Linked DNA regions of Homo sapiens: region 1 is linked to region 2. Evidence: read pairs that join two places in POLR2A ChIA-PET (ENCODE). Cell type or tissue: OCI-LY7. All regions are shown on one strand. Each heading gives the region's core, and the rest is flanking DNA. Links, peaks and the distances in the headings are about the cores only.

The links. Peaks named below come from ENCODE experiments on the same cell type or tissue, not always from the same donor. Only the 100,000 strongest peaks of a DNase experiment are listed, where the experiment ranks them.
Region 1: POLR2A ChIA-PET joins it to region 2 with 11 read pairs; 2 of 35 experiments call an interaction of 5 or more read pairs at or near these places.

The regions. Positions count from the first base shown.
Region 1 is chr11:26,084,186-26,089,583 of GRCh38, reverse strand. No RefSeq gene overlaps it. Among named protein-coding and RNA genes, the nearest start is that of ANO3-AS1, 200 kb to the left of the region's middle. In OCI-LY7, for the core only: no CTCF peak of the experiment used is centred there; DNase peaks (open chromatin) are centred at 1,843, 2,293, 2,707 and 3,323; H3K4me3 peaks cover 2,977 bases; H3K27ac peaks cover 5,000 bases.
Region 2 is chr11:26,224,219-26,229,616 of GRCh38, reverse strand. It overlaps a transcript of ANO3 not described here. Among named protein-coding and RNA genes, the nearest start is that of ANO3-AS1, 61 kb to the left of the region's middle. In OCI-LY7, for the core only: CTCF peaks have their summits at 1,996 and 2,195 (motif pointing right); a DNase peak (open chromatin) is centred at 2,236; H3K4me3 peaks cover 239 bases; H3K27ac peaks cover 499 bases.

The sequences.
Region 1 (5,398 bases), core at 72-5,071, 140 kb after region 2:
TGAAGGTTAAATTGATGTATAGTTGAGAAAAAGCAGGTGAAGGGGATTGATACATTAAATAGGTACGTGATTTATTTTTTCATTTTTTTGTGTGTGCAGCCAAAACTTGTGAGATTCAGAGAAAATATATTGCAAATTCTCCTGTTCAGAATAGAATAATTAAGTTCAACATTTCTAAAAGCTGATCCCCAGAAATGTTAATAAATATATACAGCAGGAGCAGCAGCAGGGGCAAAGAATATAATTCAATAATTTGGAATCACTGCTTAAACTGCAAAAGTTATCAAAGCCAGGATATATTAGTAAATTTTGTAAACCTTGAAAAAGGAGGCATTATATGTGTCATTTCTGAGACATATTTATAGTACACTATATTTAAAAAAATCATGGGAGAAGTCCTCGGCAATAATCTATTTGATAATAACAAAAAGATGAAATATAGAATGCTTATGGAACAAAATGGCAGAAAACCAAAATGGGATTGCTATCATGACGGGGTTGCTATCATGACTTTCTCGTGATACATAGTTGTATTATTTTAAAAGTCTTACAATGGTCTGAGACCTATTCACTTTAATTCCATGTTAAACAACTCATCTTTCTTACTAATATTAAAATGAAACAATTTTGGCATTTTTTTCTGTGAAACATGGAAATGTGTTTTAACCACAGGAGTTGAGGATAGGAACATCTTTGTGAACTGTGGTGGAAAATTAAATTTCTTGGAGGAGTCTGTTGACAATGAAGAAATAGAATCTACATCAGTTAAGAACTGTATTGAGCTGCAAGAAATCAAAAGGACCATTCTGGTAGCTTAAACAGAAGAGGATTATTTTTCTCACATGGAAAAATCTGAATGGAAATAATTAGTATTCATTCAGCTACTCAGTGATGACGTTTGGGTCTCTGGGTTTTTTCTTCCACTCTATTATAAATCAACAAGGACCAAAGTCTATGCTTTCTGATTCTACATTCAATAATCTTTAGACTACAATATCTAATTGTCTCAGAGTGAGAGGGTCACTTAGTCAGCTAATAGGTTTTAGGAAGTCATAAATCATTTTGCTTAGAAAAATAAAATGTGAACAAATAACAAGTATGTGCACATACCATTGGCAAACCAAAGTTAATTCCTTCTTAGTGACCCATGATATCATTAGAGAGTTTGGAGACATGGAATTTGTTTTTCAAAAGTCTTTACTACCAAACCCTCATAAATCGAGTTGGGAAATATATTTTCATTGTCTCCAGAAAGATCTGATTTCAAGTTCAAAATATTCTACATATTAAATATATATAATTTTCCTTGGATTATTTAATACCTCTGAAACTGTCTAAATTGGGGATAATGCATTTCAAGAATAATGTGAAGACTAGTTTTTTACCTATGGAAACTTCAAAGCAAATGACCCACCTATCTTATTATGCTGTGTTGACTTTCTGAATACATGCTGCTGCTGATGGTGTTAACTGCTTCTTCATTGATCACTAAAAAACATAGGCTGGCAGATTGTGTTTTTTCCCTCCAAGGCACTACAAGATTTCTTGTCTTGCATGTTCTTCCCAAGACTTGTCAATTCATAACCAAGATTTGCAGTCTATATTCCCTTTATTTGAAATTGATCAGGACTTTTTGAAGTCTCACCAAGTAAAATACAGTGACAGATATTCCATGACTTCCACAACTGCATCACAAAAGGTGATACGGCTTGTTCATGGCACAGCGTCTCTCTTGGGACACTCACCCTGGCAACTTATCTTCCAAGTAATGAGGAAGTCCAGAAAACACTAAGAGCCATCTTGTCTGTGTTGCACATAAGGCCATGGCCAACAGTCAGACTCAACTACCAGACATGTGAGTGAACAAATATTCTGATAATTTCAGTTCCCATTTTAGAGGCACTCCAGCTGTAGCTGGGTAGATTTAAAGAGAACCTGTTTTCATTGAGCTATGCCTAAATTGTAGCTTCATAAACACAATTATATTGCTGTTATTTTAAGCCACAAAATTATTCAATGGATTACTACAGAATAACAGGTAATCGGAAGGGTGATAATATTCATCAAAGTACTGAATAATGAATAACAAAATCCTGAGTCCACAGTTGTCTCCGTAACACATTTTTTTTCAATTTGAAAGATTATGTTTTTGTTTCAGTTTAATCATAAACTCTCTGAATTAAGTAGCTATGTATTTAAATATCATGTTTAACTGTGATTCTGCCTAGTTGGGGGTGGAATGTGACCCCCATTGACAGCTGATATCAAACAGAGATTGAAACAGACCTTCCTAGAGGAATTGAAACCTTACCACAGGTGTCACAGCTAAATTCAGCATCATTTTAAAACATAATATGATTTGGTAGGAGCCAGTTTCCTTTTTCATGTTTTCATACTTAAGCAAGTTATTTTTAAAATAATATATATGGTTATGTGAAATTCATGTTTCTTTATTATCTAAAAAGACTTTAAAAACCACACTATTTTATTTCTTCTCTTGAGTAAGCATGACAATATTTTTACACATATTTCAAAAAATAACGTCTTAATCTATTCTTTTTCATTTGATCTAAACATCCCTTAATGAAATTTAACTTTTCATCTTCAAAGTGTCTCTGTAATAAAGTGTCTTCACAATACAATGTTAGACCTGAAAAAAAAGAAATGCTATATAAAAGGATGTAATCACCATGACTTAAGGGGATGAAAGCCTTCTCAAAGAAAGGATATTATTCCAATCATTGTAACTACCATTTGTAGTGTATTTATCATGGGCTTTGTTTGTTGCTAGGGGGCTTCAAAAAATTATCTCCAATCCTCAATGAAAAGTTGTCAGTTTAGTATGATTTTGTTCCTTTTATATGGAGAGAGAGGAGCTCAGAACATTTAACTCACCTGCTGTTATATAATTAGTAAATGGCAGAAGCAGACACATGATCATATTCTATATTTTATACAACTAAAAATATAAAACAGATGCATCAATATAAATCTAACTCTACCCTTTAATAGAGAACACAATATGTCCTCCTCCTTGGTTGCAAGCGACATAAAACCTTTTTAAAAATTTGTACAGTTTGAAAACTACCATGCCTATCTTCTAAAATGTGTAAATACAACATGTTTATATCCTGTGGATCTGTTTAATACTTGGTCTGAGTTGGAACCTGAAGTATTACTTCCAGATCATTATAAAACATATTTTACCAAGCTATTATAATAATACAGAGAACATCAAGCACCTATAATCTCTTGAAATAAGAGATATATTGCCTTTCCAGAAGGACAATTCACTGAACTAAGTGGAAGCTAAGAGGTCTCCACTTAGCTTCCACTTAGATGAAAGATGAAAAACAAACTCATCTGTCCTTTCATTAAGTGAGATGTCATGAGCTGCTTAAGGCCATTCAGAAAGAAAAAATATACTAGAAGCTCTCAGAGAAGAGGCCTATTTCCTCTCTGCTCTCTACTCTTGTTTATTCGGTCCCACTGGGCCAGGCAGCATTTATTATGGAAGCAAACCCAATTTATTACTGATGATTTTTTAAATTGCTCACTAAGGGCAATTGTTGAGGTACTAGGAAATCCAATTCCATATTTTCCAAAATGCCTGAAGCTAAACTTATGATTAATTCTTTTGATTATCACCAAAGATGCATTTTTAATATTTCTTCCAACATGCAGCAGTCAGTAGAGAAAATGCTTTCAGAAAACAAAAAGAAAAAAAATACACACACAAACACACACACATAAATATTACAGACTCATTGATTCTGAGAACTAAATATTGATATTAATTTTATAGCTATTTTTCCTTAAAATTTTAATAAACTATACAATTACAGAAATAACAGACTAATATTAGCATTTTTAGGGAAAAATTATGCTGATATTTAAACATGGATGTTAAGTATTCAATTTGTTTTCTAATACAATTTTAAATAACTGAAATCTCAAGCTATAAAATCCATATAATTCAGGAAAGACAGATTAGTAGTAATCAAGGTACAATTAATACCTACTGCACCTCTAAGAATAGTGAGAGTCCTCATATTTTTAAATAAATCTCTTCTCTCGAGACTTCTAGGATGCAACTACTACAAACCATCTGACTCCTGCTCAACAAGCAATTTTACTTTGTTTTGTCAATGAACTAGTCAGTTGGAAGTTGGTAAGAAATTTTTTCAAAGGTAAAACTGAATGATCTGTTTTCTACCCCTCAAAAACGTATTTCAGAACACAAAGAATGTTGCATTAACATATACAAAGTCTATTTCTCATATGAAGCTCTTATTGCTACATATTTCCCAAGAAGAAAGAAGGTTTCTCTCTCATCCCTTTAGGCTATTTCCTGACAAAGCCCACTGGAACTTAAAATTCATGCATTTATTTGATATGTTTATTATACATCCCTGTATGCCTGGATCTGATTTGGTTTCTTCTCAAATCGATAACTTCTGCTATTTGGTGTACCCCAGGGCTTAGTCCTTGGACGTTTTGTCTTTCCTAACTACACCTACTCTGTAGGTGATCTCTTTGAATACTATTTATGGTTGATCAATCCAAATGCACATTTAATGCCTATTCTTCTTGTCTGATTTCTAGACAGGCGTAGGCAACTCTCCATTCTTTGGGGTGTTGTATTTTATCACCTGGGCTAAACTGAAATTATGTCTTCAAAATTCTTTTCCCAGTATGTGTCCAGGTTAGTGTTAGCAAAATAGAAATTTGACTGAGAATTGGAAAGTGAAATGAAACAATAGTCATTATACTCTAAGATGCATGTACAGTTGCTTATCCCTTATTTCTGTTTAGTTTCAATGGTTGCAGTTTACTAGTAGTCTAAATATATTAAACAGAAAATTACAAAAATAAACAATTTGTACATTTTAAACCATGTGCTGTTCTGAGCAGCATGATGAAATCTCCTGTTGTCCTGCTCCGTCTTGCCTGAGATGTGAATCAAACCTTTTTGCCTCATATTCATGCTGTCTATGCTATCTGTCCTTTTGCCACTTAGTAGCTGTCTTGGTTATCAGATCGACAGAATGTGACAGGCTTTGTGTTCAAATAACCCTTATTTTACTTAATAATGGTCCCAAAGCATGAGAGTAGTGATGCTAACGTTTCAAATATGACATAAAGAATTTCTAAAATGTGCCTTTTAAGTGAAGAGGTGAAAGTTCTCCACTTAATAAGAAAATAAGATCATATGCTGAGTTTGCTCAACTCTATCATAAGAATGAATCTTCTATCCATGAAATTTTAATGAAGGAAAAAGAAGTTTGCGCTAGTTTTGCTGTTGCGCTATAAACTGCAATTGGCCACAGTGTATGATAAGTGCTTAGTAAGATGGAAAGACATGCAATTTGTGAATGGAAGACATGGACAGAAAATG
Region 2 (5,398 bases), core at 220-5,219:
AAAATAACAGTATGTTCCTAAAGGAAATCTAACTAGCATATGCACACTGAGATATGAAAGGGGGTTGCCTTCCCAGAACTAAGAAGCTACTCATAGCATTTACGTCATACTTTGTCATTGGCGAAGTTCCATCACATCCATTTTCCTGTTTTATGTTCACAAAGAGATGAGGAAATATTAATATACTGAGTTAACAACATAGGGTTTGCTGAAGTATATGACTTGAAGTTTGGAATGACTTGTTCAAGGTCATAGAATAAGTAAATGGCAGATCTACGCATCATACCAACCTTATGACTCAAAGCTTTATACACTTTTGATGATGATTATGATTATGTTGGAGAATTGTGTTGCACATCATGTTTTGCAAACACTTAAAATATTACCTGTTTTGAATCTCACTAACACAGAGAATTCTTGGCAGAAGGAAGTTAATGATGGTAGAAGTGACTTATCAGAAATGTTAGAGAAATTTCTACCAATATAGTAGAGCTTGAATCTAAGCAGAAAAAAAAATGTCCTCTTTATTTAAGATGTAAGGGCCTGAAAAGATTGCTGTGGGCTGTAGCACAACATAAACATTTTGTAGGCTCAGATTACTTAGAACGGAAATGGCAGTTTTAGCCACAGGATGGCATTGTTAATTATTATTTTTTTCTTACATGGTCAGAATTTTTCAGTGACTAATACAATTTTTCAACAAATACAACCAACCAAGTTTGACAATTTATCTATTGTTTTGGCAAATGATTCACAACCGTCTCCCACCAAGTGCTATCTATTGGCAGTGGGTCTTCAGCTGTTCATCTTTCTAGGATTGCCTCAGCTGCAGAGAGCCAGTACTTCATCCAAGAGCATGCCCTTCTCTGTATGGCCCACATCTAATTACCAACATAAGGATGGGTATAAAGGCCTAATTTTGCCCTGTGATAGAAAACTCTGATAGTGACAGACCATTATGTTTCAGAACTTTCTGTGGTGCTAACTTTGGGGCCAATCAAACCTTCAATGCAGCGGCTCAACTTCTTCATCTCAATTCCTTCCCCTCTCTTTTATGATACCAAGGACATACCTTAATAAATACTAATAAATATCCTACACTGATCTGTGTCTCAGGAATTACATACCATAAAACTTATCTTGTGTTTGTTGATGCCAGGAATGGACTGAGAAAGCAGAAAATATTATTAGATTTTAGTGCTACACCTCTTGTTATTCAGCAGCTTTTTCTTATAGTAAAAGGAGCACAGACAGGACCCTGGCACCATGTGCCAGTCCAATTTTAAAACTTTCACTGGGGATAAATTGTGATGTATACTGGTAGAACAGATTGTACTAGCTCATGTGTTTGGTTCAGGAATTTGAAAATTATGTGGGTCGTAGAAGCCATAAAAACAGAGCAGTACATTTGACATTTTGACAGCTTCCACCAAAATAAAACACGAGCTTTATTTAAATAATAATCATACCCTTTCGGCTAAGCCAAGATGCAAACCACAAAGTTTCAAGCTTATAATCAGGTCCAAACACCTGGAGATGCAGTAGGTTAGCACACACTGTCTCTGACTTATTGAAATGACAACTTGTATACTGAACAGGGAAGCTCTTACCTGTATTGAACCAAGTAAATAATTAGATTTTAATAGGTAGGCTTAAGTTTTTAAACTTTATGCCACTTTTTTTCTTTTACTTTGGGCTGACTTTCCAATCACACTGACCACAACATTGCTTGTATAATTAGGTTTAAAAAAATTTAAATTATGTTAAAAGTGTTTATTATTGTATATATCAAGAGTGAAACATTTTCAACTCATTGGTCACACACAACTGGAAATGGATGTCTGAACTGCTATGCTGAGAAGGAGTATAAGGCTTCAGAGAAAGCATTCGACGTGATTGAAGAGAAATGTCTGCCAGAAGTACACGGGCAGCACAAGTGGAATCATGTAGATAAAAATTCTGTCACTCTCGATTATGTAGTTCAGAATGAATAAATGAAAGTTGAGAGCTTCTTATAAGACACAAGGAGAAGAGATTTCCCAATATCAACTGTAGAGATGAATCACTGCTTACTTCATCTTTGTTTTCTAAATATGGATTTGGTTTCACAGCATTTACTAATACCTTGATCATTTCCTGAGAAAGAACAGAAAATATATACACATGCATACTCAACCATGACCAAGAGATGGTGGTATTACATAGACAATCAAGCCGTTACTTTCACATTATAAAGCAGTTGCTCAAAGGAAGAGGCTTCTAAATGGAGGCAGATGTCTGATGCAAATCATCAGAGTTATAAAATGAAGTCTAGCAAATGCATGAGACAACAGTATAAATTTTCAATAATATAAATTATTCATGTTTTTAACAACTTTATTCACAATAGCCCAAAGTAGAAGCAACCCAGTTAATCATCCATGGGTGAAAGGATAAACAAAATGTGGTAGATATGTACATTGGAGTACTATCTGGTCTTAAAATGAAAATTTTGACACATGTAACAACATGGTTGAATCCTAAAGACATTGTGCTAAGTGAAAACAGCCAGTCACAAAAGGACAAATAATATATGATTACAAGAGTTTCTTTTATAAGCATCAGTTTCTTAGCACAGCCACATTCATAGAGACAGAAAGTAGAATGGTGGCTATCAGGGTTTGAAAGAAGGGGAAATGAGGATATTATCTAATGAGTACTGAGTTTCAGTTTGGGAAAATAAAAAAACTCTGGAAATGGATGATGGTGATGGCTGTACAACAATGTGAATGTATTCAGTGCCACTGATCTGTATACTTAAAAATGGTTAAACTGGAAAATGTTACGTGTATTTTAAAAAAATAAAAGTTTAAAAACAAAAAGTTAGAAATAATGAATAAATGAGTTCTCAAAAAATTAGACCAAAATCAAATATCTAATAATTGAAAAACAGGAGTTATTAAATAAACATCACCCACTTAATGAAATATTTATGTAGCCACTGATGGTAGCAACAAGGAAAATGCCCATGATGCAGTATTAAGTAGGGGAGAAGGGAAGATAAAATTGTCATATACTATGATTTCAAGTACAAGTAAGTCGGGCTCCAGGGATAAACTAAAAGGAAATATAAAAATGTTTTAAAAATTGACACTAGATGGGTTAGACTGGTAAAATCATTTGTTTTTCATTCATATATTTCCTGATTGTTTTGGAAAGTGGATGAAATAATCTTTAACAGAAAATATGTTTATAACCAAAATTGAAAGAACTAGGGAAAATTTTTTAAATAATGTAATAGTTTATTTTTTTTTTCAGAATTTAGTGTAGGTATCTATAAATCAAGATTTAATAATCACATATTTAATTTAGGTAGCACAGAATTTAACTAAAACAAAATATGCCACACCATCTGTCTTGCCTTCTGTTGAAATGTAATTTGCCATTCTTGCCTATATGACTTAAAGAAATCTGGTCAATAAATTTGTAGTGTCCAGAAAGGAAAGTGATTTAGGGAAACACTTTTGTATCATTTTTTTAAGAAGACTGAATATGGATATAGGGAATACGAGAGGCTTGTAGGGGTTGTACATACTAGAATAACCCCCCAAAAAACTGCTCCTTGGGGTACTTAACAGGTGAGCACATAAGTTAGATCTGTCATTCTTCTGTTTAAAACCATTCAGTGGCTTCTACTAATGTATGAGTACTAATGTATAAGTAAAGATGGTTTCTAAGAATATTTCTACCATCTGTTGTGTGAAATCACTCAGAACCATAACACGAAAGTACAAATAGAGAGATTGTGATTGTAAAATGAACATTTTCTATGTTGCTTCACTCCAGAAGTTTGTGCTTAGAGAAGAAAAATGTTTGAAAAGTACTAGGCCAAAAAGAAGCCTGAGAAATTAGCCTAAATCTTGTAGATCATAAATAAGAAACAAAAGAGATTTTTCCAGATTTGACATTAATCCTAAAAATTATATGTTACCAAAAATGATTGTGTCACTGAAAGCAACTACTTTAATGAAATGAAGAAACTCAAACCAAGCATAATAGAGACAATAATAAATTATCTTTCTATTCTTGCTATATAAAAAGTTATTGCAAAATCGATGTCATATGAAGAGGCTAGTAGAGAGCATGAAGCTAAAAGTCATAGGGAAAAATGCATGAAAGAGGGTGTCAGGCAGCTAATTAACAAAAATAACGTTATTTTTCTGCAGTTAGTGTTTTTGTGCAAATTGTCAGCTTTCTAAAAAAGTAATTGTAGTAATTTACTTGTCTCACTCTAAATAAATGTTCCCTTTTATACTTAATATTATATTTATAATCTTGTATTATTATTTCTTAAAAAGGGGCTCACAAATCATACGAGCTTCAAGCCCCACAAATCCTCAAGCATTCCTGTTCTCAAGCCAGAAATAATTTCTTATTTAAATTTTCTAAGACTCTTGTGCTATTTTTTTCCGCCACTTACTGGTTCCTAACTAAATACATATTATTTTAGTTCAGTGCCTACAATACACAAAAGATTATGCAGATTTAAGATGGCTCTCTAAGGAGAGAATCTTTTCTTGACATGACCTCAGTAGTGAACATTTAATAAATGAATATTTAAAAATTGTTACTATACAGAGTACATGCCATTTTATATTTATAATAATAATGCAATAAACAAGCAAAAAGGCCTTACCCTCCAAGCAAGAGAAGATGGATGTTAGTGCACGATTACAGATCCCCACATGGCCTTGGCTAACTAAGCTCTTCCTCCTCTTGTTTGCACTTTGGTTGCCCCGATGCCAGTCAGATGGATCAAAGCCCAGCATACATTGCTGAAGCCCAAGCACTGAGGGCCCACATGTTTGGCATTGGCTGGAGATTCTACTTGCCTTACCATCCACAGGCAACAATTATAGTAGATACTTTTAATGAACAGTTGAAGAAAGCCTTGACAAAAGGATGCTTGGCAGAGGCATTTCAACCATAGATTCTGAATGTCAGGGACCCTCTGGATCCTACATACTTCATTCCAACATAGTAAAAATGTGGCCCTGGGCCACTGGATGAAGCAGTGTGCACACAGGGCATAAGGGTACTATTGGAGGAGCCCCTGAGGGGGCATGTATAGGTGGTGAACAGAGAAGCACAAAAGGGAGTGGTGAACAGTGAATGGAAGGCAAATAGGGAAACTATAGCAACATGGACTATTTTCATGTCCTTGAAAAAACTACCAATCTTTATTCCCTGCTATAGCTGCCTACATGCTTCCTGGGATGGAGAAAGATGTGGACTGCCTGGCAGACAGACACACTGGAAGACTGTAAACATGTAGGATTAACCCAGTGGGGTGCTGTGACCTATTGTACGGGGCCTGTTGGCCCTGTGCATCCAGTCACTGAACTGACAAGCTGTGGGT